3 separate regions of the Homo sapiens genome follow, and all the other regions are linked to region 1. Evidence: chromatin loops called from intact Hi-C (ENCODE). Cell type or tissue: IMR-90. All regions are shown on one strand. Each heading gives the region's core, and the rest is flanking DNA. Links, peaks and the distances in the headings are about the cores only. Region 1 overlaps SLC24A3 (solute carrier family 24 member 3). Region 2 has its middle 7.5 kb from the start of NAA20. Region 3 overlaps RIN2 (Ras and Rab interactor 2).

Region 1 (10,690 bases), core at 791-8,790:
CATATTTTGCAGCTCAAAACAAGACCCTCTGATTAGCTTACAGTTCTGTAGGTCAGAAGTCCTGCTGGATTCTGTCTCACAGGCCGTAATGAAGGTGTAGCCAGGGCTACATTCCTTTGCAGAGGCTCTGGGAGAAATCATTACCAGGCACCGGTTCATTGCGGCTGTGCAGGTCCTTGATGGCTGTCAGCTGGGGATGTCCCACTGTTCCTAAAAGCCACAGAGCCCCTCCACCTTCACCTGGATGTGTGGAGCTCTTCCCGCCATCATTCCTAATCTCTCTGGCTCCCCTTTTGCTTTTGAGGACTCTTTGCAGCTAGATCAGGCACCTGCACAATCTCTCTACCTAAAGGTCAACTGTGCCATACAACACAGCAGAATCACGAGGCTGATAGCTCATCCCACTCACAGACCCTGAGAATCTTAGGGACCTGTGTCTAGAATTCCACTTACTCAACCCCTGTTTTCAGAGTCCGCCATTAGCTGGCCATAACCAAGCTCCAGTAATGCTTATTTCGCTAAAATCTTTCACTAATTAAACAGTCGAGCCAGTGGAAGTTCTGTAAGTGACCAAGTTCTATGTTAGCATCTTGGGAGCCCAGAATCCCCAAGTGCACCCCTCCAGGGGACAATGAAAGATGTGTGTGTGAGATGAGACCAAGTCTGGCCCAGTGCCTGGGCCTCGTTACTGATTGGGACCAAGCACCCCTTTCAGATCCCTGGTTCCGTATTTCTCTCCTGGATGAGAGCTAACTGTGGGGTTTCAAGGTCTTTGAAACTCGTGCTCGCCACCCTCTGTCTCACTGTGATTAGGTTGCAGATGATGGAGGCCTCAGACCTTCCAGCCACACCTTCTGGGCTCCTGTGTATGAGGAGACATGGCTGCAGGCATCTCACCCCCAACAGATGCTTCACCTGAGGCTCAGGAACCCCACATCCCCTCCTGTGTCCTTCCTGAAGCACAGACAGGAGAGAAGAGACGATACTCTGTGTGGTCGTACCATCCCGTGGGGTCTCCATGTCATTCAAGGGCTCCCAGCTGCCAAGATAGAAAGCAGAATTCCAAGTTCTTCTCTAGCAGCCCTTCTCACCAGGGCTTCCTTAATGAAATGCACGTTCTGATTCAGGAGGTCTAGGGTGAGGCCCGAGTCTGCATTGCTAATCAAGAACCGGCTGCCCCCCATCCTGTGACACTGACGCTGCTGGTCTGTGTGCCACACTTGGAGCACGGAGAGGCTAGAGACCTAGAGGCACTCAGCAATCTTCCCAGTTCTTCTAAGATGCGGGAAAGCCTGATTCAGAGCCCGGGTCTGCCTTTGAAAAGAGTGGGCTCCCCCAGTTACAACTGTCTCTTCCCCTCCACCAGCTGCTAAGGAATCCCAGGCCCAGAATTAGGAACTCCATTTTAAGGCAAGGGGACTGAATGTCCAGCCAGGCCCGCTTCCTGGGGCAGGCAGGCCTCTGCTTATGGGTGAGAAGCCTGTCGGGTGCTTCCGGCCAGCAGAGGGCATTGAGAAGCCAGGGAGTCAGTTCTGGGAGCCCCAGATGGGTTCCTATCAAGTCAAGTTCCTGTGGACTGAAAAAGATCCGTCCACATGATGAGGACATTTTTCTCTCTCATAGTCATTCTGCAAGGCATGAGTACCCTGTTTCTGGCACCCAGCCACAGTGCTTTCTTCTCTCAGGACTTGACTATAATGGGTATGATGATTACCAAGAAAGTAATTATTTAGGAGTATGTGAATACTGTTGTGAGTTCATATATGTACATATATGTACAGTGTGCAATTTAAGATTGATATAACATAGTGTTAACATGCACATGTATACTGTGTACACTTAATATATTGTATGCATGTATAATATATGTGCAGATATTAACATATTTATGTTTATATATGTATATACTATATTATAGGTTATATACACACAATATACACATATACATCTACACTTGGTATATGCACATACATACATATAAACGTGCAGCTATTGTTATCTCTTGGGTGAAGAAAGCCTTATTGTTGACAGACAGCAAAAGAAACCTTTTCATGTGTATGTAGGTAAACACATTTCCATGGGAAAGAAAAACTAGAAGGAAATACACCAAAATATAAGTAGGTTTTTCCAAAGCAAAATTATGTTTTTTCTGTATTTTTTACTTTAAAACAGTGTACATTTTTATTGCCGATATTATCGGAACAAATGTATATGTTTAGGTCTAGGTCTAAAATACTGTGCAATAACTTTTTCTCTCTTTGATAGAATTCAGCTTTCTTCAAAGCTGACTGAGGAACATAATTTAGAAACAAATCCTTTTGCTTGTTAAAGCCAAGTCCAACTCAAAGGGATACTATCATGCTTACGGGCCAGCTCCGGCCCCTGGCTTCAGCTCTCAGTTGCTGGCTGACTTTTGTGAAATCAGGTAATCACCAACACATCAGGTCCATGGTCAGGGAAGTTTTTTCTCTTAATTCATTGCTGTACCCCCAGGACCTGCAGCAGTGCCTGGCACAAAATGGCATAGAGGACATTCACAGATATTTATTAAATGAATGAATGAAGAATAAACCTATCCCCCTTGTTGCTCTATTTTGACCCAATGGTAATAGAGCAGAAGATGGAAAAATGTCCAGAAATGTTGTTGACTCAAAGAGGAAAGGAAACCTTTTTAAACCCTTTATTCAGAAATGGAAATTAAGGGCTGGGCGTGGTGGCTCATGCCTGTAATCCCAGAACTTTGGGATGCAAAGGGAGGATGCGGATCACCTGAGTTCAGGAGTTGGAGACCAGCCTGGCCAACATGGCAAAACCCCATCTCTACTAAAAATACAAAAGTTAGCCAGGCATGGTGGCACACGCCTGTAATCCTAGCTACTCAGGAGGCTGAGGCAGGAGAATCACTTGAACCTGGGAGGCAAAGGTTGCAGTGAGCTGAGATTGCACCACTGCACTCCAGCCTGGACAAAAGAGTGAGACTCTGTCTCAAAAAAAAAAAAAAAAAAAAAGGAAAATTAAGACCAGCTAAAATGTGGGTGATCTTTATTTGACTGCCTTTGTTCCTCAAAATCATTTTTAAAAAACACCTTTATATTTGTTATATTTGCTGCATTACATTTAAATATATGATTCAGATAATGCTCATTGAATTTCTGCTTTTAAGGTTCTGTTGTTACAAAGGGGCAATAACTTAAAGAAAGCATATATGTCATTGAAAATGATGTTTTCCAGATATAATGCCCTCCCAGTGTCCAGTCAGAAATTTTTAAAGCAGTTGATAAAAACTCAAAATTCACTGGCACTAACTTACACTTCTTACAACTTTGTCTAATCAATATCATTTTCCAAGCTCTTGCACTCGTAAATTCTGACTTCATTTTTTTCTTCCCTCTTTTTTTTTATTTTCTGAAGAATGTGAAAGAGCCAAGTTGGGATCATTTCTCTTCCTCTTCCTGTGTTTCTTCGTAATCTTTGATTGGGTGTGTATTTTAAACTAAACCGAGTTACTCTGTCCGTTTGAGGGCATCAGCCATATGGAAGGCCGTTGAGGGGATTCTAGGAGGTTCCACATGGGTAAATGCCTTATCAGCACATTGCGGGATTTAGGAATGTGCCAAATTCCAGGATGCATTTGGGATCCAAAGAGCTGGCCATATCCTGGATTCTGCAGCATCTGGAAGCCCCTCTCCAAACAACTCTCAGCCAGGCTTCTTGATTTACAAAGCAAGCACAGTCTCTATGTTCTCATCATTCACTTGACCATCTCCAAAGCTTAAATCTAACAAGACTCATAGCAGCTAATAGGAAAACACTTCTCTTTTCTTACTATTTTTTTTGTTTGTTTGCTTTACTCTGTACTTGTAAATTGGATAGCCTTAGATTCTCAAAACCAAGTAATTTTCTTTGGTCTGTCTGATTAGATTGTTCATAATAACATTATTACTACTACTGTTACTGATATTTACTGAAAATGCAATATAAGCCCTGCACTATCCCTGCCTTTCAATCAGGTGCTAAACAAGTGAGAAGACCCCTGTTCTCATAGACTTTATTCTAATTTGAGGGAGACTGAAAATAAATTAAGAAACAACCCTGATGGTTTAAGACAGGAAATATTCGCATGAAACAAATAAAAATATTTGCTATGAAACAAATAGAAAAGCTGGAGTGAGATGATGAGAGTTATATTTAGATTTATCTGAGGGCTCAGTGACATTCGAGCAGTGAAGTGGCCTGCGTGACAGGGCAGATTCTGCCATGAGAAGATCCAGGCAGAAGACCTGCGAGGGCAAAGTCCTTGAGGCAGGAAAAGGCTTGGAGTGTCTGAGGACAGAAAGTTAGCCAAGACCAGGGAGTATGTGAGCAGGGAGAGTGGCAGGTGCGGCAAAATCAGGCAGTGCCTTACAGACCATGGTGGGGAGACCTGATTTTACTCTAAGGGCAGTGGAGGCCAGTGGAAGGTTCTAGAACAATTTGGTTTTTGAGACTCTTTCCTCTGGCTACTGGTAGCAAACAGATGGAGGTAGGATAGGCATTGGAGCAGTAGTCCCCGTAGGAAGCCAGGTTGTCAGCCAGGCCTTGGTGAACCTGGCCCCAGCGGAGGCTGTGGGGATGATGAGATGGTGGGAATGTCCTGTCAGGTTGCCAGGGTTGGCTGTGGGGGATAAAAGAAAGGGAAAGATCAAGAATGACTCCCAGGATTTTGACAGGAACGACTTGTGAGCTCATGTTGTCCCAGCCCTCATCCTAATATCATCTCATTTAATTCTCCCAGCAACTCTGTGAGCTCGGTGCTGCTGTATACACATTTTCACAGATGAAGAAACTGAGGTGTAGAGAGTTTAATTAACTGAGTCTTTCAACTCATAAGCCACAGAGCAGGGACCGGAGCCCAGCACCATCTAATGAGAAACCCCTCTGCCTCCCATAGACACTGTGCCTCGGCCCTTTAAGAGAGGCCAGAGGGTGCCAGAAATAATGTTAGATACTTTTTCTATCTATGCAGTTTTAAGAAACTATTTGGAGATTGGTAGGATATATGAAACAAATACTGGATACTGGTCTAAAATTATAAAATACATTTTATTAAACATTTAATTACTGTTCAAATGTTATAATATAAAAATTCCTCCTTAACTCTGGTGGGAATATAAAATGGTTCAATCATTTTGGAAAACTGGCAGTTTCTTATAAAGTTAAATAAATACCCACCTTATGACTCAGCAATTTTCCTGGGTCTTCGTCCAAGAGAGATGAAACATGACCACAAAAAGACTTGTACAACAATGTTCATAGTCACCTGGCTTGTAATACCCTCAAACTGGCAACAAACAAATGCTCACCCACCGCCATATGGATAACAAATCGTAGCACATTCATAGGAGGGAATACTACACAGCAATTAAAAGGAATGGATCACGCAACATGAATGAATCTCAATCACATTATGTTGAAAAGAAGAAGGAAGGCACGAAAACATCCTATATGGTTTTATTTGAAGTTGGAGAACAGTAAAAACAATATCTATGGTGGTAGAGGGTGAGGGTTTGACTAGAAAGAGGCACAGCAAACTTTCTGGAAGGTAGAGGCACTGTGTATCTGGATTGCATTGAGGAATACATGGAAATATGTATGCATATTTATTTCTAGAGGTGAATTAGCAGTTAATCAGGTTAGTAATACAGGTCTAGGGAGAGCCTTCAAATCCTCTTTGAAGATTCCGGCGCGCTGACCGACGATGCTGAGAAATTCCACCAGGTGGCGCTGCGTCCGCTGACGCTTTATTATCGGGCGAAAACGTGGAAAACAGAAGCCCACTGGAGGTCTTCCTAGCTCCCCACCCCCATTTCGACCCCCTGCACCTACACACATTCCACCTCTTTTTTGACCTGAGTATCCTCCTCTCTTTTCCCACCTGGCCATCTGCCAAACCATCCCCCTAGCCTGGTATTACTAAGAAGTGATTCACCCTCTCATTTCGGAGACCTAATCAGCAGGTGGGCAGTGGGTAATTTTTTTTTTAATTCTGTTTGGTGTTGCATGTCAGGTTTCGTTGGTGATGGAAAGTCATTTGAATGTTTTAGAAAAAGAGCAATATAATAAGGTTTAATTCTGGGGAAAGCAGTACAGACACTTGGCAGAGCAAAGAAATAAAGCTAACTGGGGTTCTTTGTTATTTTTTTTTTATTTCTTTTTGGCCTTTTTCATTTTTCCAGCGGGTAAACTGGAAACAGTGAAATGGGCGTTCACCTGGCCGCTGAGTTTCGTCTTATACTTCACTGTACCCAACTGCAACAAGCCGCGCTGGGAGAAATGGTTCATGGTGACGTTTGCTTCCTCCACGCTGTGGATCGCAGCCTTCTCCTACATGATGGTGTGGATGGTGAGTGCAATCGGGACCCCATGGCACTGTTAAATCTCTTTAGAGAATAAAGAAGGGAATAAGAGTCAGGGTTTCAGCCGATAACTGTACTAGTCAGCTATTGCTACAATAAGCTGCACAACGAACCACTCCTAAACTTAGTAGTTTAGAATTGCAGGCATCGATTCTCCTGCTCACACGTCTTCATGTTGACTGTGGATTCATTAATCTTAGCTGGGACCTGCTATGCAGCTCTGCTTCAGGCTTCAGGGTGGTCATGTTTGATTCAGGCAGCAGGTGGGGTCCATGTCTACTCCACGTGTCTGCTCATTTTCTTTGTACCAGAGGCTAGCTACCTGGGGTATGCTCTTCTCACAGTGCATCATTAGAATGCAAGAGAGTACGTGGAAACACGAAATGCCTCCAGGATCTTCGCCTGGCCCTGACTTACCATCACGTCCACACACATTTTACTGGCCAAGCCCCACATCAATGGCATGGGGGAAGTGTACTCCACCTGCTCCAGTGGGAAGAACAGCCATGTCACAGGGCAAAGGACATGGAGGAAAGGCACAAAGAATTGGGAAATGATGATCAATCCCTATCGGCATCTTAGTTTCTTCAGCCAGACAATGAGGCATTGTATGAGGTGATCACTCAAGGGTCCCTTCTGAGGCTAAAATAATGACTCAGTGATTCACATTGGTTGATTGACATTGACTGATATTAGTTGATTGACATCGATTCAGTGGCTTTGACCTTAACAAAGCCATTTTAGGAAACCCAGCCTTCCAGAATGCATTACCCATTTATGGCTATACTTTTTAACTGGGGAGAAATTCCAAATCATTAGGATTGGACAGAAATTAAAAAGCATGGCAAAATGATGCAAATCCAAATTAATCTTGCCTTGAGTGTTGGATAGAAATGTAATATAAATTCTGGAGAATTAAACTCAAGAGCTAAAAAGAAGGTTATGAAAAAGATATTTTGGTAAGAACAAAAATACCCAGAAAAATTTTGCTACATGGGTTGCAAATTTGTAAACCTGACACAACTAATTCATAATCATCTCTTTCCTCAATATCACAAACATTTTTTTAAAACCCAAGTTTTATAGCCAGGGGTTTCTCCCTCATCCTGCATTCACTAATGTTTTCATCTGACATATGCACCAAGAGCCACCTCCTATCTGGATTTGGGGGACAGTGTTGGCTGTCCCTGACCTTAAGGTGCTACATGATTTTCTGTGCAGCCCCCTAACCAGCGGGCTAACTGACCTGACTCATCTGAGGTTCAACTTCCTTCTGTTTGCTTCCTTTTCCTCCAGTGGAGGTTCTAATAAGTCCCAATCAATGCCCAGGAGTAGGGAGAAAACTAGGAGAAGCCGGAGACCTGGTCCCAGCCACCTGAGCAGTCTGCTCCCCTGAACTCCAGACCCAGCCACAAACATGATCATGAAAATGATGAACCAGAGGCCAAGACTGGCTGAGCCAAACCAGGTTCCTACAGGGACTGAGCTGAGGGTTAAAAAGGAAAAACAAGGTTTGGCCAGGACGCTGGTAGCTCCATTTGATCCAGAGCGACAAAATAGAAACAGCGTGTGTTTCTGCAGCTCACTTTCCTCCCTGGAGACCGGAAGTCAGAAAGCCCTGTGGCCACCCCAGGTTAAATTCTGTTCAGTTCTGCTCAGTACTGAACAGAAATGAGCTGCATTCTCTGTCTGAAAGGAGGCAAGGCAAGCATCTCTATGGATTTCACTCACATCCCCCCAATCTTTGAACAGGGAAGGAGCGATTGTGGCCTTTGGAGTGAAGTCAGGGTTCCGGGTGTAGGTGTCTCTCAAGGGCTGGCCCAGGAGGAACTGTGAGAAGAATGTGCTCCTTACAACATGTGCTTTGCATTTCCTGTAATTTTATGGCAAGTGAGGGAGATCCAGTGGCATCCTAAAATGACCTGACAGTTTCAACTCTTGTGAGTTATCTTCTCCTTGGGCCCACATGCAGGGAATGTGTCTCTTTTTCCACTTACCTCTTTTTTTGCCACCAGCTCCCTCATCATCTGCCTCATCAACTGCTTTTGTTTTTTTAAGCATGCTTGCATTTGCTTTTTCTATATTTGCATAAATTTAAGCGGTACAAGTAAATTTGTTACATGGATATATTGTGTGATGGAAGTGACGAAGTCCTGACTTTAGTGTATCCATGACTGAAATAATGTTCATCGTACCCATTAAGTAATTTCTCGTCACCCACCCCACTTCATTCCGTGCTGAATTTAAACTGAGGTGGCCTCTGGCCTTCCTGTTTTTCAGTCTCCAGGGAGGAAATTGAGATGTAGAAACACAACATTTCTGCCCCCAATCCTTCCAAGACTCCATTGCCTATCATTCCACACCCCATGTCCAAGTGTACACATTACGTAGCACCCACTTATGAGTGAGAACATGTGGAGTTTGACTTTCTGTGTCTGAGCTGTTTCACTTAAGATGATGGTCCCCAGAAGCTATTATAGTGAAGAAGATGTTGACAAGGACAGCAAATTGCTACCAAGCTTCAAGGAATAGAGAAAAGGAAATGCTAGTTATGGCTTTCCCCTTTTTTTCCTTTTCTTTTTTTTTTTTTTTTTTGTGAGACAGGGTCTCACTGTGTTGCCGAGGCTGGAGTACAATGGCACTATCACAGCTCATCGCAGCCTGAACCTCCTGGGCTCAAGCCATCCTCCTGCCTCAGCCTCTCAAGGAGCTGGGACCACAGACATACACCACCATGCCCAGCTAATTTTTAAAATTTTTTGTGGAGACAAGGTCTCACTATGTTGCTCACGCTGGTCTAGAACTTTTGAACTTAAGCAATCCTCTCAACTTGGCCTCCCAGAGTGATAGGATTACAGGCCTGAGCCACCGTGCCCAACCTTAGAGTTATGCCTTTTCTAACAAGTATGGATACTGTCAAATCCAGCCCCTTTGCAGTTCTTCTAAATTCCCATTGTGCATCCTCCCTGACATGGACGCTCAAATTCCAAGCAAAGCATCCATCCATTCTGGATGCCTCAGGGCCACCCGTAGTTCAAATATTCTGTCCCAATATTGCCTTTTTCCCAGAAATTCTATTTTCTCTTCTCAAACCACCCGCCTCACCGGAAGAGAACAAGTGAAAAGGCCAATGTTTTGTTGGAAAGTTTGGGTCCTATTACAGCACCGTCCCCTGACCTGCAGCCCCGGTCGGCATCCACATAGTGTTTGTCACCCTCTGTATTGATACAGAGAGCAGACATTGCACCCCACAGAGATAGCCCAGACCATAGCCTGTTGTGAGTCTCCATCAGAAGAATCATGGGCAGGTGGGGCTTGAGGTGACCCTCAGCTGACCACCTCTTCCTGCTCCTTCTAGGTCACAATCATTGGTTACACCCTGGGGATTCCTGACGTCATCATGGGGATCACCTTCCTGGCTGCTGGGACCAGCGTGCCTGACTGCATGGCCAGCCTCATTGTGGCCAGACAAGGTGGGACTTCCAGTGGCAATGGGGAAGGAGGGAGGGAGGGAGGAGGAGAGGGAGGGAAGAAGGGAGGGAGGGAGGGAGGGAAGGAAGGCAGGAGGGAGAAGAGAAAGGGAGGGAGAAGAGAAGGAAAGAGGGAGGGAGGGAGTGAAGGAAAGAAGGAAGGAAGGGAGGAAGTCAGGCGGGCAGGCGGGCCTCTCTACCTGGGGGACCCACCTGGTAATTAACAGGGTTTGGAAGGAGGGAGGGTGATGCCGTGTTGGTTGAAAGGTTTCCTGGGCTCAGAAGAACAGAGAAATAATCCAGAAGGTCCTACCCTTGAGGAAAGCAAAGACATTTCCTAGGTAGCACCCATAGCCCCTTCTGGAGGCTGTATCACCATCCTCCTATTATTCAAAGTAGTAGGAAATGTACTGACAGCTAACCTTTACTGAGTAAAACATGATAGATGCACTATCTTATTTGATTTAAACAACAGCTCTGTGAAATAAGCACAATCATACCCCCATTTTATGGACAAGAAAATTGAGGCTTAGAGAGGACAAACCTCATCCCTAAGGCTGACCCACCTGCAGTGCCCTCTAAGTGACAGGTCCCAGAGGTCAGTTTTCAGAGTGTGACAGATCCTTCCCTCCTTCAAAGCCAAGCTCACAGGCTCACAGCTTACCTTCCCAAACAGATTCCCCAGATGGCCACACCCTTCTGTAGCACTCATTCTGACGCATCTGCCTGATTTATGCTGGAGGGCATTTGTTTCAAACAAATGTGTGTTGAGCTACAAAACTTAGCTCAGTGTCCCATAGACATCCTCATGAAGCTCTACTGTTG
Region 2 (10,690 bases), core at 1,550-9,549, 320 kb after region 1:
AAGATCGATTTTACTCCAACATCAAAAATGGTGGCAGTTGGCACAAACCTTTCCCCCATGAATACTAGCTTTGGAAGAAATGTAGGTATGGGAAGTTAAAAATATATATAATTATTCTGAAAGGTCTGGGCATGTAACCTTTTTTTTTTTTTTTTTTTTTTTGAGACAAGGTGTGACTGTCACTCAGGCTGAAATGAAATGCAGTGGTGCTATCTCGGCTCACTGCAGCCTCAACCTCCTGGGCTCAAGCACAATCCTCCTACCTCGGCCTCCTGACTAGCTAGGACTACAGGTGTGCACCACCATGCCCAGCTAATTTGTGTTTATTTTTTGTAGAGGTGAGGTCTCACTATGTTGCCCAGGCTAGTCTCAAACTCCTGAACTCAAGGGATCTACCCCCCTCAGCTTCCCAAATTTCTGAGAAAGTGTAACCAAGGCCTCCCCTCAGAAGTCTCCCTGGAGAAGCTTCAGTTGGAGTGAGGTGGTTGGGGGTGGAGATGGGGGCAGAGTTTCTTATCTCGAGTCTGCTATAAATTCTCCCATTTAAAAGTAAAATTTGCCTGAACTCTGAGGCTGCATGTAAGACACTTAGACTATCATTACATTAATGAATCTGAGTATTTCCTTTGAGTGCACACATTAGAACTACTACAGCCAGCCCTCATTTCTCACTGCTGGGGAACGGGGGTGGTCAGATCCTGCCACCTGTGGAGAGGGGCTCAGAACCTGAGGACCACGGGTGGCCAGGGAGGAGCTCCTAGACGGCCTTCACCTCTGTAACCAGCCTTCGGTTTCCTGGGGGAAATATCACTACACATAATTAGCTCCATTGCTTCCCTTTCTTCCCATTTCCCCACCATGATTCTGTGGGCTGGGTTTTCCCTCACGTAGTAGGTTTGAGGGTGCTCTTAACTCTATTCCAAGCCTCCTTGCCAAAAAGCAGGCTCTGATCCTTTTCACAGTTTGTTTCTTCAGTTCCAACCAGAGACTCAAAAAGTGTGAACCCGGCCCCACTGCAAACATTACCCGCCCACACTATCTGTCACCAAGACCCAGTGTCCGTTGTTCCATTTGAATAGGTGGCTCTCAGCTTTGGCTGTCAGCTTGAAGTCACCCGGAGCCTTTTAAAACTCCCAATGCCCCAGCTGCCCAGACCATCAGAATCTCTGCAGAGGCGACCCAGCCAGCCATATTTATTTTAAACTTCCAAGGTGCTTCTGCTGTGAAAACTACTAGTTTAGATCAAAATCTGGATTTTAATATAAAAACACACCTGCGAGAAGTAACACCTTTGCCTAACCAAGACCACTGACACCTAACCAAGCATGCATTCTCAACCTGATTTGGCTGGCAGAGGACCATGGAACATGTACTTCTAGCCTGGTGCTATCCCGTAGAAATACGAAGCAAGCCACATAATAGGTAATTTTACATTTACTAGTGGCCACATTTTTAAAAATCAAGAAGAAATATGTAGAATCAATTTTAGTAATTTTATTTAGCTCATGATATCTCAAATATATTTCAACAACCAATCAATTAAAAATATTAAAGAGGCATTTTACATTTTTTTATTTTTTATATTGTCTTCAAAGTCTTGTGTGCATTTTGCACCTACAGCACATCTCATTTCACACTGGCCATGTCTTAAATAACCAATAGCCACATGTGGCTGGTGGCTACCATATTGGAGAGTGCAGTTCTAGCATATCAACTAGGGATGATCTTAAAAGTTAAAAAAAAAAAAACGGTATGTGTATATAAAATAAAACACATTCACAGGTTACATCTACAAAGGAACAGACACATGCATCCTGTCAAACGTATGTACCTATTACTAGCCAAGGATGAAAATAGCATCTTGCCTCTTCAGGCACTGCTGTAAGGCAAACATAAATTGATCCATGCAAAGTGCTTAGAACATCCAGGCACCACACCACAAGCACTGTTAAATGTTACTTATTATGATTATTAGATAATCGACTGCTTTGGCATTTCACCCCTACTGCTTATTTCTGCTTACCCATTCATGCTATTATCTGCTGGCAAGTTTCTTGTGAAACAGAAGAAAGGCAGTAATGGGTATCAAAGGTTTAAGAAAAATGTACTGGGGCGGGTTGCTCAATGTAGGAAGATCAAACATAAAGTGAATACTAGTCATTAATTTTATTTTATTTATTTATTTATTTTTGAGACGGAGTCTCACTCTGTCGCCCAGGCTGGAGTGCAGTGGCACGATCTCGGCTCACTGCAAGCTCCGCCTCCCAGGTTCATGCCATTCTCCTGCCTCAGCCTCCTGAGTAGCTGGGACTGCAGGTGCCCGCCACCATGCCCGGCTAATTTTTTATATTTTTAGTAGAGATGGTGTTTCACCGTGTTAGCCAGGATGGTCTCGATCTCCTGACCTCGTGATCCACCCGCCTTGGCCTCCCAAAGTGCTGGGATTACAGGCGTGAGCCACCGCACCTGGCCTAACTTTATTGTTGTTACTGCTGACGGTGGTGATGGCGGTGATGGTGGTGTGTGCGTGTGAGTTGGGAGTAGCTCATTTTCCCCAGTATTCAATGCTGGTCAAGAGCATCATCAGGGCCCATAGCCAGGGGTGACTTTCGCCAAGAAGGGAGAAGGGAGCAAGGGAGGTTGCAAAGACGTCTTGCTAGCTTCCCAGTCACGGGCAGATCGAAATCCTAAGAGGAACCATCTCTGCCTGCACAAGAGTCTAAAATAGTATTTCCCAAAAAGGAATTATTATTTAAGTAAAAGCATAATTATAGTCAGTGATTATTTTAACCACTTTCCTCCACCTTTTTCCCCTTTTACTTTATTATATTCACGAATTTATATGTCCATTTATATCATTTAACAGGACTATTGTTTAAAACTTGGTGCTTTACCAAGAAGAATACAGAGGTTGACGTGATTAATTCTTTTTATTTCTGATGTGCGTGCTTCCGATTTCTCACCACTTCTACAAATTATGAGAGAATGCATTTATTTACCAGATTGCAGTTTCCGTCCATTTTATCTTTCTCACTCCCATTTTTCTCTGCAGCCTATTGATGTACGATCATATGCAGAAAAGACTTATGCATCTATTATCTACTGAAAGAAAAACTACAGAAAACAATAAAATGCTAGAGACTCTTTAACCAATCAGAAAAAAATACGTAAGTGAAGCAGCTACGACATCACAAAGCTTCTATTTTTCGCTAGCACATGAAAATATGAGACCTGACAAATTGCAAACTCTCATTGAACAGATAGTTTAGGGTTTTGCCTTGAAAACCATAGTCCACGGATCAAGCATCACATCTTTTGGGAGTTTGTGAGAATCTCAGACCCCTGGCAGACCTGCTGGATCAGAATCTGCATTTTAACAAGATTCACGAGCACATTAGAGTTGGCTTGAGAAGCATTAGTTCAAGGTATATTTGGGGCCTTGGCATTTGTGCAGCTGATACAAATACACAAATGTAGGAGGTGTGCTGCTCTTAGAACCCTGCAGGAAAGGAGAAGAAAATAGCTCATAATTGTTTTGCTAAGAGTAAGGCATAACTTCATTTAAAATCACCTACATTATGGACAAAAGGCTTAACAAACAAATGTCAGGAACCAAGTTTTTACCTCATTATATATATTCAATTATGTTCTTCTTGCTTTGACAGGGAAAAGGGGCTTGAAGGGCGTGGGGAAAAGATTCTGAAAATTAGGTGGGATTGCTGAAGTCAAACTTAATGATTTTGCTGAGTTTGCTGGAGAGTGGCTTCTCTCACCTCCAACATCTGTATGAGGGCAAACAGGAGCAGCGGAGGGGGATCTCTCTGTCCGGGCCAGCTGCTTGCACATGCATGTGTGTGCACGCACGGATGTCGTCATGTAGTCTGCACAATTAGTCACATTGTCTGCATGTGACATGGGAAGTTTATAAGCTTTTTTATTTTCTTAAAGAACAGCTGGTCCGGCCACAGTGGCTCACGCCTGTAATCCCAGCACTTTGGGAGGCCGAGGTGGGCAGATCACCTGAGGTCGGGAGTTTGAGACCAGCCTGACCAACATGGAGAAACCCCATCTCTACTAGAAATACAAAATTAGCCAGGTGTGGTGGCGCACGCCTGTAATCCCAGCTACTCAGGAGGCTGAGGCAGGAGAATGGCTTGAACCCAGGAAGGGAAGGTTGTGATGAGCCGAGACTGTGTCGTTGCACTCCAGCCTGGGCAACAAGAGTGAAACTCTGTCTCAAAAAAAAGAAGAAGAAGAACAGCCAACTTCCTTTTAAAGGCATTTCATTCCCTGAGAATCTACTAATCATAAGACCCTTTTACTCACCAACTTCGAAAAACAAAGATGTGTTTAATAAAACCTCTTCGGTGAGCAAGGAGTGGATGATTTAAAACATCGCTGGAAAAAGCTCCTGTGGAATCCCCAGCAGACAATTTCAAAGGGAAAGTATGGTGAATTTCGCAGAACTCTTTCATTTCTCCAGGTAACCATTGTGGACAATCCTGAGCCCTCATTTGTTTTTCCAGATGACACTGGTTTACTCACATGATTTTGCCTTATGTTTTTCAAGGGGAAGGAGGATTTTAAAAGAATAAACACAATACATGGTTTTCAAAATCAAATATTGGAAGACTTGCAATGGAAGGCAGCAGCCCCTGAGCCTCCTCCCAATCCCATTTCTGTTATCTCCTCCCCTAAACTACGTCTCCAGCTGTGTATTCATTATTTATCTCCATACTTCTAAAAAGATGCTGATACTGCTGCTTATTGGTTTCTTTTTCTTTTCTTTCTTTCTTTTTTTTTTTTTTGGAGACAGAGTCTCACTCTGTCCCCCAGGCTGGAGTGCAGCGGCACGATCTCAGCTAACTGCAAACCACCTCCCAGGTTCAAGCAATTCTCCTGCCTCAGCCTCCTGAGTAGCTGGGATTACAGGCATGTGCCACCACACCCGGCTAATTTTTATATTTTTAGTAGAGAAGGGGTTTCACCATGTTGGCCAGGCTAGTCTTGAACTCCTGACCTGAAGTAATTCACCCACCTCTGCCTCCCAAAGTGCTGGGATTACAGGCGTGAGCTACCATGCCCGGCCTCTTTTTCAATATTAGACATTAATAATTGATTCCATATCATGGAAGGTGAGGATTGAACCTTCTTGTATGGTGGTCCTCTCCTTAGGGTGACCATGTAGCAGCCTGGTCATATGTCAATGCCTGTGGGGCTTTTCTCCTGGGTCAGGTGGTTTCCCCACAAGAAAATTCTCCAGTATCCTACGGGCGCCGGGTGCAAAGTGGGGTTAAATTTTGTTGCCAGCGTTCTAGGAGCTAAGCAGGCAAGGAGCCTGTGGGTTTTCAGCTTTCCGTCTGCCAGCTTTCACCTCCTCCCATTTCCAATGCAGTGTCTCAACGTCACTTTTCGCTGCCTGTGCTCTGACGGCTCAGGGACATGGCTTCTGGGTCTCTCCAGGAGTGAGGCGCTCATCTTCTCCCTTCACTCACACCTGCCAGAGCTCATTCCTGAGCCCGCTCAGACGCTGCATAGGGAATCGATTGCCTTGCTTCCTGCTGGCTTTTCCGCCTGACATTGGTTAACATCTAGCTTTCTCCTGTCTGCTGAGTTTTCAAGCCCGCAAAATTTTGTTACCAGTTCCCATTGGCTGCTGTCTCCTCTTCCATTCTTTTTGTTCCTATGGATGTATGCCCTTTTAAAAATTCCTTTTTAAATTTTCTTTAATTCTCATTTTAGTGAGGTATTGGTAGGGGAAAGATAGGTAATGCAGCCTGCCTTGTTTAATTGAAACCTGTAGTTTTAATAAGAAAAAAAATAAATAATAAAATAATAAAGAAAGAAACCTGTAGTTTTACATTTGAATGGTGAATGAACTTATACATCCTAGTTAGCAAAACTGAAAATAGATTATTACAATGATAGGCCAGAGTCAATGCATCTATCTTATCCAGTTATTATTTTATATAAAAAATTTCTTATATGAAGTCATCCAAACATCCAAGCTGTTTAATTGTAAAGTATGCTGCCTAGGATATATCAAAATATATATTTACTGTGCACTTTGTCCTTTCCATATAATCTGAAAGAAAAGAAACAGAGCAACAACAGATGAACCATCAAGCTGTTTGCTTGTTTTCAATGTGGAATTTTGCAATGATGGATGTGAATCTGGGTCAGCACTGTTTACAGAGAGCACATGGTGTTTTGTTTCAATGAGCAGGAAAATGTTTGCCATTAAATGTGGTAAAAGCTTGTAGTTTTTTCCAACTAAGCAGTAAAAGAAATTACTCTGTGTAGAATGATAAATAAAGAGTTCTATGAGTCATCTTTAATGTAGGGGAAAATGTGCAGCCGGGATAGAAACAGTGTTTTACTGCCGGCTAAAAATAAAATCAAATGCACTGAAACAGAAGTCAATAACAGCATGTCCTAGAAGCCCAAGTAACTGTGGGGTTTAACGTAGTTCATGCTTTTCAAATATACTTCTTAAAATGATGGTGACAAAAATGGAAAGACTATGCTGATCCTTCCTTCTTTCCTTCCTTCCTTCCTTCTGTCCCCTCCCCTCCCCTCCCACCATTATTTATCTCCATACTTCTAAAAATATGCTGATACTGCTGCTTATTGGTTTCTTTTCCTTTTTCTTTTCTTTTTTCTTTTTTTGAGACGGTGTCTCACTGTGTTGCCCAGGCTAGAGTGCAGTGGCACAATCTCAGCTTTCCTTCTCCCTTTCTCCCCTCCCCTCTCTTCCCTTCCCTTCCTTTCTTTTTTAAAAACACCATGCTGGAGTGCAGTGGTGCAATCATGGCTCACTGGAGCCTCAAACTCCTGGGTTCAAGGGATCCCCCTGGCCTTACCCTCCTAAGTAGCTGGGACTACAGACACATACCACCATGCCTGGCTATTTCTTCTTCTTTTCCTTCTCCTTCTCCTTCTTCTTCTTCTTCCTTTTTTTTTTTTTTTTTTTTGTTTTTGTTTTTTTGTAAAGATGGGGTCTCGCTTTGTTGCCCAGGCTGGTCTCCAACTCCTCAAGCAGTCCTCCCACCATAGCCTCCCAAAGTGCTGGTGATTCTTCTGTTTAAAGTCAGATTTATTAAGGTATAAGTTTGATAAAGTAAAATTGACTCATATTAGTACACATTTGATGTATTTTGACAGACTCATTTGGTCATGTAGCCACCACCATGATCAGTCCCAGCCTGGGCAAACATTGGTCTGTTTTCTTCTGTTCCTATAATTCTGCCCTTTCAGAATGTCATATAAATGGCTGGGCACATTCACTCATGCCTGTAATCCCAGCATTTTGGAAGACTGAGGTGGATGGATCACCTGAGGCCAGGAGTTTGAGACCAGCCTAGGCAATATGTCAAAACCCCATCTCTACTAAAAATATAAAAATTAGCCAGGTGTGGTGGTACACACCTATAGCCCCAGCTACTCGGGAGGCTGAGGCAGGAGAATCGCTTGAACCTGGGAGGTGGAGGTTGCAGTGAGCCGAGATGGTGCCACTTCACTCCAGCCTGGGCAACAGAGTGAGACCCTGTCTCAAAAAAAAAAAAAAAAAAAAAAAAAGAATGTCCATGTAAATGGAATCACAGGGTACACAGACTTTTGATTCCGGCTTAAATATTCATACAGATGTTTTGATAAAAACGTAACTTTTCGTTTCCCTGGGGTAAATGCCCAGGAATGCAATTGCTGGGTTAAGTGATAGTTGCATGTTTGCATGTTCAATTTGTAAAGAAACTACCAAACTGTTTTCCAGAGGGGCTGCACCATTTTATATTCCCATCAGCTATGTATGAGTGATTCTGTTTTGAAGTTTTTAGTACATTTCAGTGTTAAACTGCTGAAATTGTCAGATTCACTAGGTTTAAAACACATGCACTGTTAAAAATGTTTTATTTCTGAAAGTGTTATAATTATATTTCTAGAAATGTTATAATTAGACTCCAGCATAAATTAAGTCGCTGATACAAGGGGGAAAAAAACTCATGCTGGCCTTATTCTTCTCCCCCAGAAACTTTAAACACCAGAAAACAATGGAGTAATGATGTTTACAAAATCTTGGAGGAGAGAACATGGGATCCAGGAATATCCAGCCAATATTCCACTTGAGCATCCTAAGAGACAAGGGCGCTCTGTGAATAGAGCACCAGCACCATGAGCCCGAGGAAAAACAAAGCACAGCAAAGTCAAACAAACAAAAGCTCAGCAGAGAAACCCAGCCAACCCATACATGCATCAGAATGAAGAATGGAAAGGGAAAAGCTGTAAGAAGAAACAGGAATGACAATTACATCCACTCAATCATAGACTTAAAACCAAACAACTAGGTGATATATAGTTGAAAAACTGATGTGGCTTTATAGAGAATGGTGGCACACGCCTATAGTCCCAGCTACTCAGGAGCTGAGGCACGAGAATCGCTTGAACTTGGGAGGTGGAGGTTGCAGTGAGCTGAGATGGTGCCACTTCACTACAGCCTGGGCAACAGAGAGAGACCCTCTCTCAAAAAAAAAAAAAAAAAGAAAGAAAGAAAAAGAAAGAAAGAAAAAGACCAGTCACGGTGGCTCACGCCTGTAATCCCAGCACTCCGGGAGGCCAAGGCTGGTGGATCACAAGGTCAGGAGTTCAAGACCAGCTTGGCCAAGATGGTGAAACCCCGTCTCTACTAAAAATGCAAAAAAAGTAGCCAGGCATAGTGGCGGGCACCTGTAATCCCAGCTACTAAGGAGGCTGAGGCAGAGAATCGCTTGAACTCAGGAGGCGGAGGTTGCAGTGAGCTGGGATCACACCACTGCACTCCAGCCTGGGCGACAGAGCAAGACTCTGTCTCAAAAAAAAAAAAAGGCCTCGTGTGGTGGTGCACACCTATAGTTCCAGCTACTCAGGAGGCGGAGGCAGGAGAATCCCTTGAACCCAGGAGGCAGAGGTTCCACTGAGCTGAGATCTTGCCAGCGCTCCAGCCTGGGAGACAGAGCGAGACCCTGTCTCAAAAAAGCAAAAAAACAAAAAACAAAACAACACAAAAAAAGAGTAAATAGTGCCCTAAATTGAAATTTCTATTAAAAAATCTGATTTTGACCATTAATTATCCTCATTAGGAGATTGAAATTACATTTAATACATATATAAGATAATACTATACATATCTTAAACTTTACAGGAAACTTTTAGGAGCTTTTATTTTGTGCTGCTCAGCAATCTCTTTATTTTCATATTTATTTATTTATTTATTCTTTGTATTATTTTTTAATTTTTTGAGACAGAGTCTTGCTCTGTCACCCAGGCTAGAGTGCAGTGGTACAGTCTCGGCTCACTGCAACCTCTGCCTCCCGGGTTCAAGCGATTCTCCTGCCTCAGCCTGACAAGTAGCTGGGATTACAGGCGCCCGCCACCATGCCTGGCTAAATTTTTTTTGTATTTTTAGTAGAGATGGGATTTCACCATGTTGGCCAGGCTGGTCTCAAACTCCTGACCTTATGATCCACCCGCCTCGGCCTCCCAAAGCATTGGGATTACAGGTGTGAGCCACCGCGCCCAGCCTATTTATTTATTTATTTATTTATTGACATGGAGTCTCCCTCTGTCGCCCAGGCTGGAGTGCAGTGGTGCAATCTCAGCAAACTGCAACCTCTGCCTCCTGGGTTCAAGCGATTCTTCTGCCTCAGCCTTCCGAGTAGCTGAGATTACAGGTGCCCACCACCACGCCCGGCTAATTTTTGTATTTTTAGTAGAGATGGGGTTTCACCGTGTTGGCCAGGCTGGTCTCAAACTCCTGAACTCAGGTGAACCACCTGCCTCGGCCTCCCAAAGTGCTGGGATTACAGGCGTGACTCACCGCGCCTGGCACTCTTTCATTTTCATTTGATTTGTTTTTCTTCTGTTAAATTCAAGAAAAAAGTCAAGTACAGTAATACCTTATACTTCATAATCTATTAACATATATAATTAGAATCCCTTTTAAGTAAAAGTCTCTTTCTCACTCCCCTTAATCTACATAGAGAGATGACTGAAATTATCTGAGAGTTAACATGGTTTATTCCCAGGTGGCAAAATTTTCAATGATTTGTTGCTTTATTCTTTGTACATTTCCACAAGTCTTTGATTTCTTAATAATGTGCATATATCCTTTTTATTAAAAAGTCTTTAAGAATGTAAATAGCCCTAAAAGGTATTTTTAAAACCCATAAAACAAGTGTGTCAACATGTAGACTTTTCTGGTTGAAGCAAGACAATAAGAGGAAAGGGAGGCGGCTTCCAAAGCCCCACCCATCTCCTCTAAGCTGCTCATCGGGGACTATGAGCAAACATCACCCCTCCAGAGCCATTTGTGCTAAGGTCTATGATTGAGGGCTGTGCCTCTCCTAACTCTACATCTCCAGATTCTGATCCTTCAAAATGCAAGATACTTAATTTCATTATTTTTCTTAACAAACACTTATATGGCACTTAAAATGTGGCAAGCACTGTTATAACTGCTTTACAAATATTAACTCATGTAATCTTCATAATAATCCAATGAAGTAGGTGCTATGATTATGCACCTTTTACAGAAACTGAGGCAAAGAGAGGTGAAATACCTTTGTTGAGAATGTGAATACCCTCTTTGTAAACTACCAAGGATGACATTATCTTCTGGGTAACCTGTGTGCCACTTTTTCACTCAGCTATTTAATCA
Region 3 (10,690 bases), core at 1,857-9,856, 210 kb after region 1:
ATTACAGATGAACCGCCACCATGCCCAGCTAACTTTTTTGGATTTTTAGTAGAGACAGAGTTTCACCATGTTGGCCAGGCTGCTCTTTAATTCCTGACCTCAAGTGATCTTCCTGCCTCAGCCTCCTAAAGTTCTGGGATTACAGGTGAGTGTCACCGCACCCAGCCAGACCAGCTACATTTTTAAGTGCTCAGTATCCACACGTGGCTGGCAGCTGCCAGACTGGACAGCAAAGGTTTAGCTGGTCTAAATCCCTTCCTTCTACAGATGGGGAAACTGAGGCCCAGTTTAGGCTACAGCAGGGATGGGAGTCAGACCTGATCTGACATTGCTCTGTGGCTTCCTGACCCCACGTAACCTCCTGCTCTGGTTCTTCTGTGACTGTCTTCCCCCTTTTCCAGCTCCCTCTCCCAGAAAACTCCATCTGAAGAGGTCATAAGAATGGTGGTCTCTCTCTGCAGGAACTGTTGGCTTCTTTTTTTTTTTTTGAGTTGGAATCTGACTCTGTTGCCCAGGCTGGAGGGCTGTGGTGTGAACATAGCTTACTGCAGCCTGGAACTCCTGGGCTCAAGCTATCTTCCCCCATCAGCCTCCCAAGTAGCTAGGACTACAGATGCATGCCACCATGCCTGGCAACTTTTATTTTAGTTTTTGTAGAGACAGGGTCTCACTTCGTTGCCCCGTCTGGTCTTGAACTCTTGGGCTCAAGTGACCCTCCTGCTTCAGCCTCCCAAAGTGCTGGGATTATTGGCATGAGCTTTGGTGCCCAGCCTGTTGGCTATTTTTGGATGCACACACATGCCTCTCACCATTTGTTCCAAACATTTCCAGGACTCAAGTCAGCGCCCCCAAGGCATGACTTTCTAGGAATGCTATGAGCCTATCGAACAGAAATTCCTTTTCATATTTTCAAAAAGCAATGGATCTCATGGTTTTATAAATGGTTTTTCCAGTACATTGTGGCCATTCATTTCTGATGCTAACAGCATGTGTCGTTCCAACACATGCTCATCTTCGCCAGGGGACTTCTTTGTTTAAAAATCAGGAGTGAAGCAGATTGCCCAGGTTCCCCTCAATGATGTATTTCTCCAGGCTTCCTTGTAGCTCTAAGTTTCATATTAGAAGGATACCAAGAAGGAAGATGTAGTTTTGAAGGACTATTGTGTCAATGTAAAATTTTCAAAAAGTTAAAATATGACTCTTGTACAATATAGAATGAACACCTGCCAAAGCTTTATCTCACCCATTTATGAGGAAACCAGTAAATAGTAAAACTGGTTCAAAAAATGCTTTGACAAATGATGTATTTGTAGTCAACTTAGAAAGGCAGTCTGTGATAAGTTTGCTGAGTTAAAATCCAAACTGGTAACATCCTACAAGGCAATAAAACTGTAACCTTTGGTGTTCTCCCTTTTTACAGAACAGAAATCTGCAGGCTGGTATATAACCTCACTGTGTCTGATCTCTTCATTAATACCACATAAGTCAAACACAGATACATTCCTCTAGACAATTAACTAATCCATAGATAAACTTGTTAAATCACGTGCCAGCATGGCAATGAAAGGACAAACTCAAATAAACAAAAAGGCCCTTTCATCTAGAAGTTTTAAAACCCTCTAATAAACAACTCTGGGGTGAAAGCAGAAATACAAACTGGAATTACAGAAAAAAATGATACAAAATGATAATCAAAACACTACCTATCAGAATCAATGTTATACATTTAAAGCAGCAATCAGAGGAAAATTCATAGCACTAAACACTTTTTATCAGAAAAAACACGCCCCACCTTTTTAATCTATTTCCAAGTCTGAGTGTTTCTTAATAATTACTGCTGAAATGGCTTATTCCCAGCCACTTCTATTATGCCTCTCCTTTCCTTGTTCCCAAATATCCCCAACCAAGGATTTTTGCCTTAAAAAATCAAATGTCTTCAATGAGGTTGAAGAACTATGTGACAGCTAGCTCTATGTTTATTGACTTAAATACTGGTAGAGGATTCCTGGGCTCTTTTTCATGGTGTAAAATCCTCACAGTGACGCTCTTGGTGTTGCTCTAATCCCTAAACTCAGATATGTACATATATATGTCCAGTGGTCCGAGGTGAATTGGATGGAGAATAATTTCCCAGCATAAAATCTTTCAAATGTCTTTATGGTGGCATGTAGAAAACCATTTCCACAACATAATCTGAAGCTGTACTATCTATTGCTGTGTAACTAATTACCCAAAATCTTAGTGACTTCAAACCGCAAACATTCATACCTCACATTTTCTGTGGGTCAGAGATCTAAACGCAGTTTAGCTGAGAGCCTCAAGCTCAAGGTCACTATGAGATTTGGGAGGAGTTGGTGGCCAGGGTCATAGTCTCATCTGAAGGCTTGACTGGTGAGGAATCCACTTACAAACTAACTTGGCAGGTCTCGGTCCATTGTCAAATGGTTCTCTTCACAGGGGTGGCCTTAGGACATGGCAGATGGCTTCCTCACATGGCAAATTAAACAGGAGAGAGCAAGAGAGATGGAAGTCACAGTCTTTTTATAACCTACTCTTGAATGGTACCCCATCACTTCTGCTATATTCTATTCGTTAGAAGCCAGTCAATAAGTCTAGCCTCAGGAGCAATTACTCAAAGGTGTGAATATCAGGCTGTGGCTTACACTGGGAACATCTTAGGGAGCGCAACATAGAAAAACAGCTCAGTCACAAACTCAACAACCTGCAGGGCCAAACAGAAATAAAATGAGTGAGTGGGCCTGGCATCAGACAGGTGGGATTGGTGGAGACTGTAACAAAACTGGAGCATACAAGTCCCTTCTAGAAGGAGAAACTGCTCTCTCAGTTCCAACCAATTCTTGTCATGCAAGAATGAATGTGGGTTTTTTGGTTTTTTCCAAGTGAGGGAGGCCAGAAATCTAGATTTTCATGTAAAATAATCCCAATTTAAAAACTATTCTGGCTGGGCATCATGGCTCATGCCTGTAATCCCAGCACTTTGGGAGGCTGAGGCTGGCAGATCACTTGAGGTCAGGAGTTCAAGACCAGCCTGGCCAACATGGTGAAACCCTGACTCTACAAAAAATACAAAAATTAGTCAGGCGTGGTGGTGCATGCCTATAGTCCCAGTTACTCAGGAGGCGAGGCAGGAGAATTGCTTGAACCCAGGAGGCAGAGGTTGCAGTGAGCTGAGATTGTGCCACTGCACTCCAGCCTGGGCAACAGAGTCTCAAAATAAAAAATAAAAAAATAAAAACCGTCCTAAAGTCAGGTACAGTGGCCCATACCTGTAATCCCAGCACTTTGGGAGGTCGAGGTGGGAGGATCACTTGAGCCCAGGAATTAGAGACCACCCTGGGCAACACAGGGAGACCCTGTCTCTACTACATTAAAAAAAAAGAAAAAACAAAAACAACAACAAAAATTAGGCTGGGTGTGGTGGCTCACGCCTGTAATCCCAGCACTTTGGGAGTCCAAGGTGGGCAGATGTCCTGAGGTCGGGAGTCCCAGACCAGCCTGATCAACATGGATAAACCTCGTCTCTACTAAAAATGCAAAATGAGCCAGGCGTGGTGGCGCATGCCTGTAATCCCAGCTACTTGGGAGGCTGAGGCAGGAGAATCGCTTGAACCCGGGAGGCGGAGGTTGCAGTGAGCCGAGATCACACCATTGCACTCTGGCCTGGGCAACAAGAGCTCTGTCTCAAAAAAAAAAAAAAAAAAAAAAAAAAAAGAAATGTACTTCTTGGATTCCACTCCAGACCCAGAGAATCAGAAACTGCAGGATAAGGCCCAGCTCTCTCCTGGTGATTCTGATGTTCACCCAGGTGGGAGAACCACTGCTCCAGACCCTGTATTTCAATGAGTGAACGGCACTATACAAAAAGCATAGAAACGTCTTCATTCTCAACCTAGCTTCATGTCCTTCTCTGGAAAATGGAATGATACCACCTTACCAGCTGGATTGTAACTGTCTGTTGGTCAGATACAGTATTTTGATGATTTCAGTCAATAACTCTGCAAGCCTTGGTGTTACTACTGGTGTCTTTTTCTGTCTGCTTTCCCCCACCCCCGTCCCCACATTTTATTTGCTTTCTCAAAAGCATCTGCACACAGATACATGGGTGGACATCCTCAGAGGCAGGGTGACTCAGCCGAACAGAACCCTGCAACATGCACTGGCAAAAGTGCCCCACCCAGCGTCGAACACCCGACCTTGTCATTTACCCACGGGTGCTAGCACAATCAGTGTGCTACGATTGAGGGGCGGCTCTTCCCCCTGCCAACTAAACCCTGGGGAAAATGAACACTCAAACTCCGTTGTTGGTATACACTGCCATTAGCCAAAGGAACAAATGATCAAATGGAAAAAACAGACATTTTGTTGTTTGACATTTAGGTAAAATCAACTATTTTGGTGCCACTCCCTAGGCACAGCCCAGCCTTCTTCCTTATTCAATTACTTTGTAATATTTATGTTTAATCTAATAAACAGGTCGAGTGCGGTGGCCCACACCTGTAATCCCAGCTCTTTGGGAGGCCAAGGCCAGCAGATCACTTGAGGTTAGGTGTTTGAGACCAGCCTGGCCAACATGGTGAAACCCCGTCTCTACTACAGACACAAAAATTAGCCGGGTGTGGTGCAGGCGCCTGTAATCTCAGCTACTCAGGAAGCTGAGGCAGGAGAATCACTCGAACCCGGGAGGCGGAGGTTGTGATGAGCCAAGATGGCACCACTGCACTTCAGCCTGGGCGACAGAACGAGACTCTGTCTCAAAAAAAAAAAAAAAAAAAAAAAAAAATTGAGCAAACACACTGTTCCAGGCATTGTTCTAAGCACTTTAAAACCATTAACTTATTTAATCCTCACAATATTATTATCCCCCTTTTGCAGTTAAGAAAACTGAGGCATGAAGAACTTGCCACACAGTTTGTGAAGTATGTGGTGGCTCCGTGGACACTGTATATAAACTTGGGAGGAATTTCATAGAGACAGGACCCAGCACTCATTGGACTCCTCCGACTCTCCTTGAGTCCTTGAGATGCTGACTCTGTGCCTCAGCCAGCTCAGAAATGAGACTCAGGCAGTCTCTCCTCCCACCACCTTCCATGGAGTGCTCCCTGGGCTGGATGCTAGTGAGCTGAGCCTCTCTGAACTTTCCCACTGCACCTGTCCCTCACCGCTGTCCTTTGCTGGCCACCCACCACTACCTCTTTCCGATGGCCATCTCTGAGTTTCCTATAGCAAAAGGTGGGGATGATTCTTCTCAAAGGCCACCAGGAGGACATCCTTCCTCAAAGTTAGGTTTATGAGCTTGTGCAGACAGAGAGAATGCCCACTGACAGAGGCATAGGAGGTTCTCAGTCCGAGGGAGCTGGGGGAGCTCATTACAGGGTTTCTGCTTGCGCTGGGTAATTCTAAGGAAGGTGGGGTTGCAGATCTAGCAAATAAAATATACAGGACACCAGTGAAACTTGAATTCCAGATATGGCATAAGTATATCCTATGCAATATTTAGCACATACTTATACTAAAAAACATTATTCATTATTTATCAAAAATTTAAATTTGGCCGGGCACGGTGGCTCACGCCTGTAATCCCAGCACTTTGGGAGGCCTAGGTGGGTGGATCACAATGTCAGGAGATTGAGACCATCCTGGCTAACGCGGTGAAACCCCGTCTCTACTAACAACACAACAAATTAGCCGGGCATGGTGGCGGGCCCCTGTAGTCCCAGCTACTCGGGAGGCTGAGGCAGGAGAATGGCATGAACTCAGGAGGCGGAGCGTGCCGTGAGCCGAGATTGTGCCACTGTACTCCAGCCTGGGCAACAGAGCGAGACTCTGTCTCAAAAAAATAAAATAAATAAAAATAAAATAAAATTTAAATTTAACTTAGCATCCTGTATTTTCTTGAGTAACTCTACAGGAGGGCTAAGATGTTGTCAGGAAGTGAGGGTAATTTGTTGCTAGGGGTAGCTTGATGGTCTTTATCTGGAAGGGGAGGAAATAAAGGGAGCTTGAGGGATCATCGGTGGAGGAGCAGCCAGCGCTCGTGTGTGTCGAAAGAGGGGGCCATTTCGTCGTTTTTGTGGTTTCAGCATCCTGGTTTCTGTTCTGTCATTTCAGACCTGTTCCCTAGTGGCCTTGAATAGTTGGTGTTTACATTGTGTCTGTGTTGTTTATGTTCTGTTGGGAGCGTGCCAGGGGTGTTTCTTCCTTTCTCATTCTACTTCCAGATTCTAGGCTTGTTTCAGGGTCTCAAAGACACAGGTCACTTGGGGTTCTGTTCCGGGACAGCTGGTTCCACCTTGACCACTGGTTCTCTGGAAATATTTTTGGTTGCCACCACTGGGATGGGGATGCTACTGGTCTCTAGTAGGCAGACGCCAGAGATGCTGCCAAACTTCCTCCAATGACCAGGACAGCCCCCACGACAAAGAATTATCTAGCCCCAAATTCTAACAATGCTGATGTTGAGAAATCCTGGTCTGCACTGTAAATTAGGAAATAAAATTTGTGTTTCTTGAGGTTTCTCCAACTATCTCTGAATCAGGCTTTCCAGAAGTAAAGGAAATGAAAGCAAGAAGACTGTGATCATGTATTTAGCACCCAGTGTCCTGCATGCTCCTTGAGGACAGAGAGAGTGTCTTACTGAATTTGTATTACCTGGGCTGAGCTCAGTACCTGGCCGGTAATTGCAGGTGTTCAATAAATATGCTGGATGGGCCGGGCGCCATGGCTCATGCCTGTAATCCCAGCACTTTGGGAGGCCGAGGCGGGTAGATCACTTGAGGTCAGGAGTTCAAGACCAGCCTGGTCTCTACTAAAAACACAAAAATTAGCCAGGTGTGGTGGCGCACGTCTGTAATCCCAGCCACTCGGGAGGCTGAGGCAGGAGAATTGCTTGAACCCAGCAGGTAGAGGTTGCAGTGAGCTGAGATCATGCCATTGCACTCCAGCCTGGGTGACAGAATGAGACTTCGTCTCAAAAAAAAAATATATATATATATATATATAAAATATATATATATATTTGCTGGATGAATAAAAAAATGTGTAGCACACATCTGTATGCGCTGCCTATATATGGTTCATTTATTCAGCCAGTATTGATTCCACACCTACAATGGTGAGGCCAGCCCTGGGCACCGGGTATGCGGTGCTGGGGGAAGCAAATCAGAATTGGAGAAACTTGAACTTGAAGGATGGGGATGAGGGGCAGGGCTACTCACATTGGGGTAGGGAAAGTCTTCCTGAAAAGGTGACTTTAAGCTGAACTGTGCAGGAGAGAAAGAGACGAAAGGAAGAGCATTCCCGGATAAGGAAGCCACATGTTTAAAGGCCTGGAGTGACATCTGAGGCTCTGAGGGAGAAAAAGGGTGGCAAGTATAATGAATGGCAGGCCGGAAGGGCAGGAGGGGCAGGATGCCAGTCATGCCAGCCAGGTGAACACTGGGATTCCATTCTTAGTGCTATCGGAAGCGGTGATGGGTATGAGGAGGGGAGTGCCACCTATGTGCCACCCTCATAAAGCTCACCCGGCATTAGCACTGTGTCTCCATCCATCAACCAAGAAAACCAAAGTGCAATTAAAATCTTCCCTGGAGTCACTCAAAGGAGGCCAGAGCCAGCCTCCCCATCAGCACAACTTGAAATCTTGACATTGAGTTGCTGTTCTTTCTCTACACTTGCTTCTTCAGGTGCCAAGCAGCTCTCTCAAATTGAGGTAGCCCTGCCCTTCCTCCCCATCCTTCAAGTTCAAGCTTCTCCAGTTCTGATTTGCTTCCTCTATCTCTCCCAAGCTCTTCCAGCCTGGTGGTCCTCTCTGGTTTACTCTGTCCCGTTCCCACTTTCTGGTCTTTATTGTACAGGTCCCCTTGACCTGGCTGGGGTCTTTAGTATCATGGTTTTCTTCTCTGCCCCGATTCAGAATCTGCTCAGCAAAAGCTGAGCCAGAACAGACTCAAAACTCACACCTTCCCCACTTGGAAGGTAAGACAGGGAGGAGGATTGCAGACTCCTGTCATGTGCATTTTTCAGGATTGTCTCATACTCTTTGAAATAACTCGTCTACCTGACATATGTGGAGTGGACAAGAGAGGGGCAGGAGAGGGAGTGAGAGAACCTCTGAGGACAAAGCAAACGATGACACTCAGGCCACATCCAGCTGGCATCTGTGCTTGAAAGTCAAGTTCTGGCTGGGCGAAGTGGCTCATACCTGTAATCCTAACTCTGTGGGAGGCTGAGATGGGAGGATGGCTTGAGGCCAGGAGTTCGAGACCAGCCTGGTCAACACAGTGAGACCCCATCTCTATTTATAAAGATAAATAAACTAAGAAAGTCAAGTTCTATTGGAGCTGGGCATGGTAGCGTGTGCCTGTAGTCCCAGGTGCTCCTGGAGGCTGAGGCAAGAGGATCACTTGAGCCCAGGAGTTCAAGGCTGCAGCCACTGCACTCCAGCCTGGACAACAGAGCAAAACTCCATCTCTAACAAAAAACAAATAAACAAACAACAAGTTCTATTGGAACCCAGCCATTCACTCACGTATTGTCTGTAACTGCTTCTGTACCATTAACTGCAGAGTTTGGTTGCTACAGGGACTGTATTGCCCCTATATAATAATTCCTAAAATATTCATTCTCTGGCCCTCTGTAGAGAAAGTTTGCTGACCACTGACTTAGGAACTAACTGCATCCTGTCACTGAATTCTCAAAGGTAGTCTTGAGTGTAGGTAGCAGTATCTCTATTTCACAAACAAACAAACAAACACATGCCAGGGCCATGAATCTATATAAACACCCCCAGAGAGTAAGTGGCAGAGCCAAGATTCACAGCCTGATCTCCCAGGGCAGGTTCCATTCTCTATCCTGAACTGCACTACTTGCCTCATACATACAGGTTGTCAGAAACAGCTGGAATAGTGGCTAGGCATGGTGAATTACACTTGTAATCCCAGCACTTTGGGAGGCTGAAGTGGGAGGATTGCACGAGTTTGGGAGTTTGAGACCAGCCTGGGCAATACAGCAAGACCTTGTCTATACTAAAAATAAAAAATTAGCCAGGCATGGTGGCATGCACCTGTAGCCCTAGCTACCCCGGAGGCTGAGATGGGAGGATTGCTTGAGCCCAGGAGGTTGAGGCTGTAGTGAGCTATAATCATGCCACTGCACTCCAGAGCCTGGGTGACAGAGTGAGACTCTGTCTCAAAAAGAAAAAAATAGCAGGAATGAATTCATCAGAGGTGTTAACCTTGGATGCTTACAGGGGCCAGGAAGATAATGTAGGCGAGTGAAGCCAACCCAGGCCAAAGTTGATAAATGGCAACTGACATTTGGCCTCAGTATTAGAGAACAAGAACCATAGGGAGTGGTGGGGTCTGCGGCCATCTGGAGAATAGATATCCCATCTAACAAGGCAGCATCACCATCGTGGTCCAGGGTTTCTAATTTTCAAGAAGCTGGAAACCTGAATTTTTTTGTTTAAGTCTCCTGACTTTTGCATGAAATATTATTATATTTAAATGTTGAAACTAGTTTAACTCTAAAAGACAAGACAAGCCCATGTGAAGCAAACTGGGCAGAGCATGGATGAGTGTCCTATAGGCCACTGGAGTATGACCTCTGATATGTGACATACACATTGGAGTGACTGCCACAGCCTTCCTCAATGTCTTAGACTGTTTTCTGCCGCTAAAACAGAATACCTGAGCCTGGCTAATTTATAAAGAACAGAGATTTATATGCTACAACTCTGGAGGCTGGGAAGTCCCAAGGTTGAGGGGACTGCATTTTGCGGGGGCCTTCTTGCTGCGTCATTCCATGGTGGAAGGTGGAAGGGCAGCAGAGAGTACATGTGCATGCAAGGGTAGGAGGGAGAGAGAGAGGAAGGGCAGGAGAGAGAAGGAAAAGGGGCTGAACTCATCCTTTTATCAGGAACCCACTCCTGTGATAACCAGCCCACTCCCAAAATAATGGCGTTAATCCATTCAAGATGGCAGACCCCTTTGACCTATTTACCTCCTAAAAGCCCCACCTCTCAACACTGTTGCATTGAAGATTAAGTTTCCAACATATGAACTTTGAGGACACAGCCCAATCATAGCCCTGGAGAGGGTTGGGTCTTGTGGAGGGGAGAGGCAGCTCTAGGGGAGGCAGCTGGGGGTTGCCCTGGCCTGTGTACCAGACAGAGCCCTGGCTCCCAGCCAAACCCTCAGCTGGACACTGGGTGCATTCTCATCCTTCACTTATCACCAGAGCGAGGAAGGAAGGAAGTTCCACCCATCACCAGAAGCTCTCCACTTATTACTTCAAGGAAGGAAATTCCAAGGAACCAAAGAAGATACAGAGATGCAGGAACACTGAGCTCAGGAAGGAAGAGGGTGGAGGTGGGTCTGGGAAAGCCCCAGGGTCTGAGATAAAGCTGGTGAGTTTGTCCTGGGTATAGCCACAGGGCCTTGCCCAGAGTCCACACACTCACCTTTTCAAACGTAGTAAAAGCCAATATTCCCTTTAATGCATCAAAGATATGTGTACCTCACCTGGGTAAATACTGGTGGAAAGGCCATGGGTTTGTAAGGGCTGCCAATCCCTGTTGCACCATTACCAGCTGCATGACATTAAGCAAACTCTCAGAGCCTCAGTTTCCTCATCTGTAAGGTGGGATTAATAAATCCCTGTCCTATGGTGC

Evidence for each region. Hi-C counts contacts between places; a loop is a spot of excess contacts. Peaks named below come from ENCODE experiments on the same cell type or tissue, not always from the same donor. Only the 100,000 strongest peaks of a DNase experiment are listed, where the experiment ranks them.
Region 2: it touches region 1 in a loop (4-fold over the local background); 16 of 110 quality-filtered maps call a loop at or near these places.
Region 3: a loop joins it to region 1, with 5 times the contacts of the local background. A loop is called at or near these places in 6 of 110 quality-filtered maps.

The regions. Positions count from the first base shown.
Region 1 is chr20:19,687,044-19,697,733 of GRCh38, forward strand. SLC24A3 (solute carrier family 24 member 3) reads left to right here. Exons shown (of 17, transcript NM_020689.4): 13 at 6,216-6,382; 14 at 9,754-9,868. Among named protein-coding and RNA genes, the nearest start is that of RIN2, 66 kb to the right of the region's middle. In IMR-90, for the core only: CTCF peaks have their summits at 1,502 (motif pointing right) and 5,752 (motif pointing right); DNase peaks (open chromatin) are centred at 1,588 and 5,258.
Region 2 is chr20:20,004,563-20,015,252 of GRCh38, forward strand. No RefSeq gene overlaps it. Among named protein-coding and RNA genes, the nearest start is that of NAA20, 7.5 kb to the right of the region's middle. In IMR-90, for the core only: no CTCF peak of the experiment used is centred there; a DNase peak (open chromatin) is centred at 6,289; H3K27ac peaks cover 365 bases.
Region 3 is chr20:19,897,242-19,907,931 of GRCh38, forward strand. All of the region lies in intron 3 of RIN2 (Ras and Rab interactor 2), which reads left to right. Among named protein-coding and RNA genes, the nearest start is that of NAA20, 110 kb to the right of the region's middle. In IMR-90, for the core only: a CTCF peak has its summit at 6,066; a DNase peak (open chromatin) is centred at 6,100; H3K27ac peaks cover 580 bases.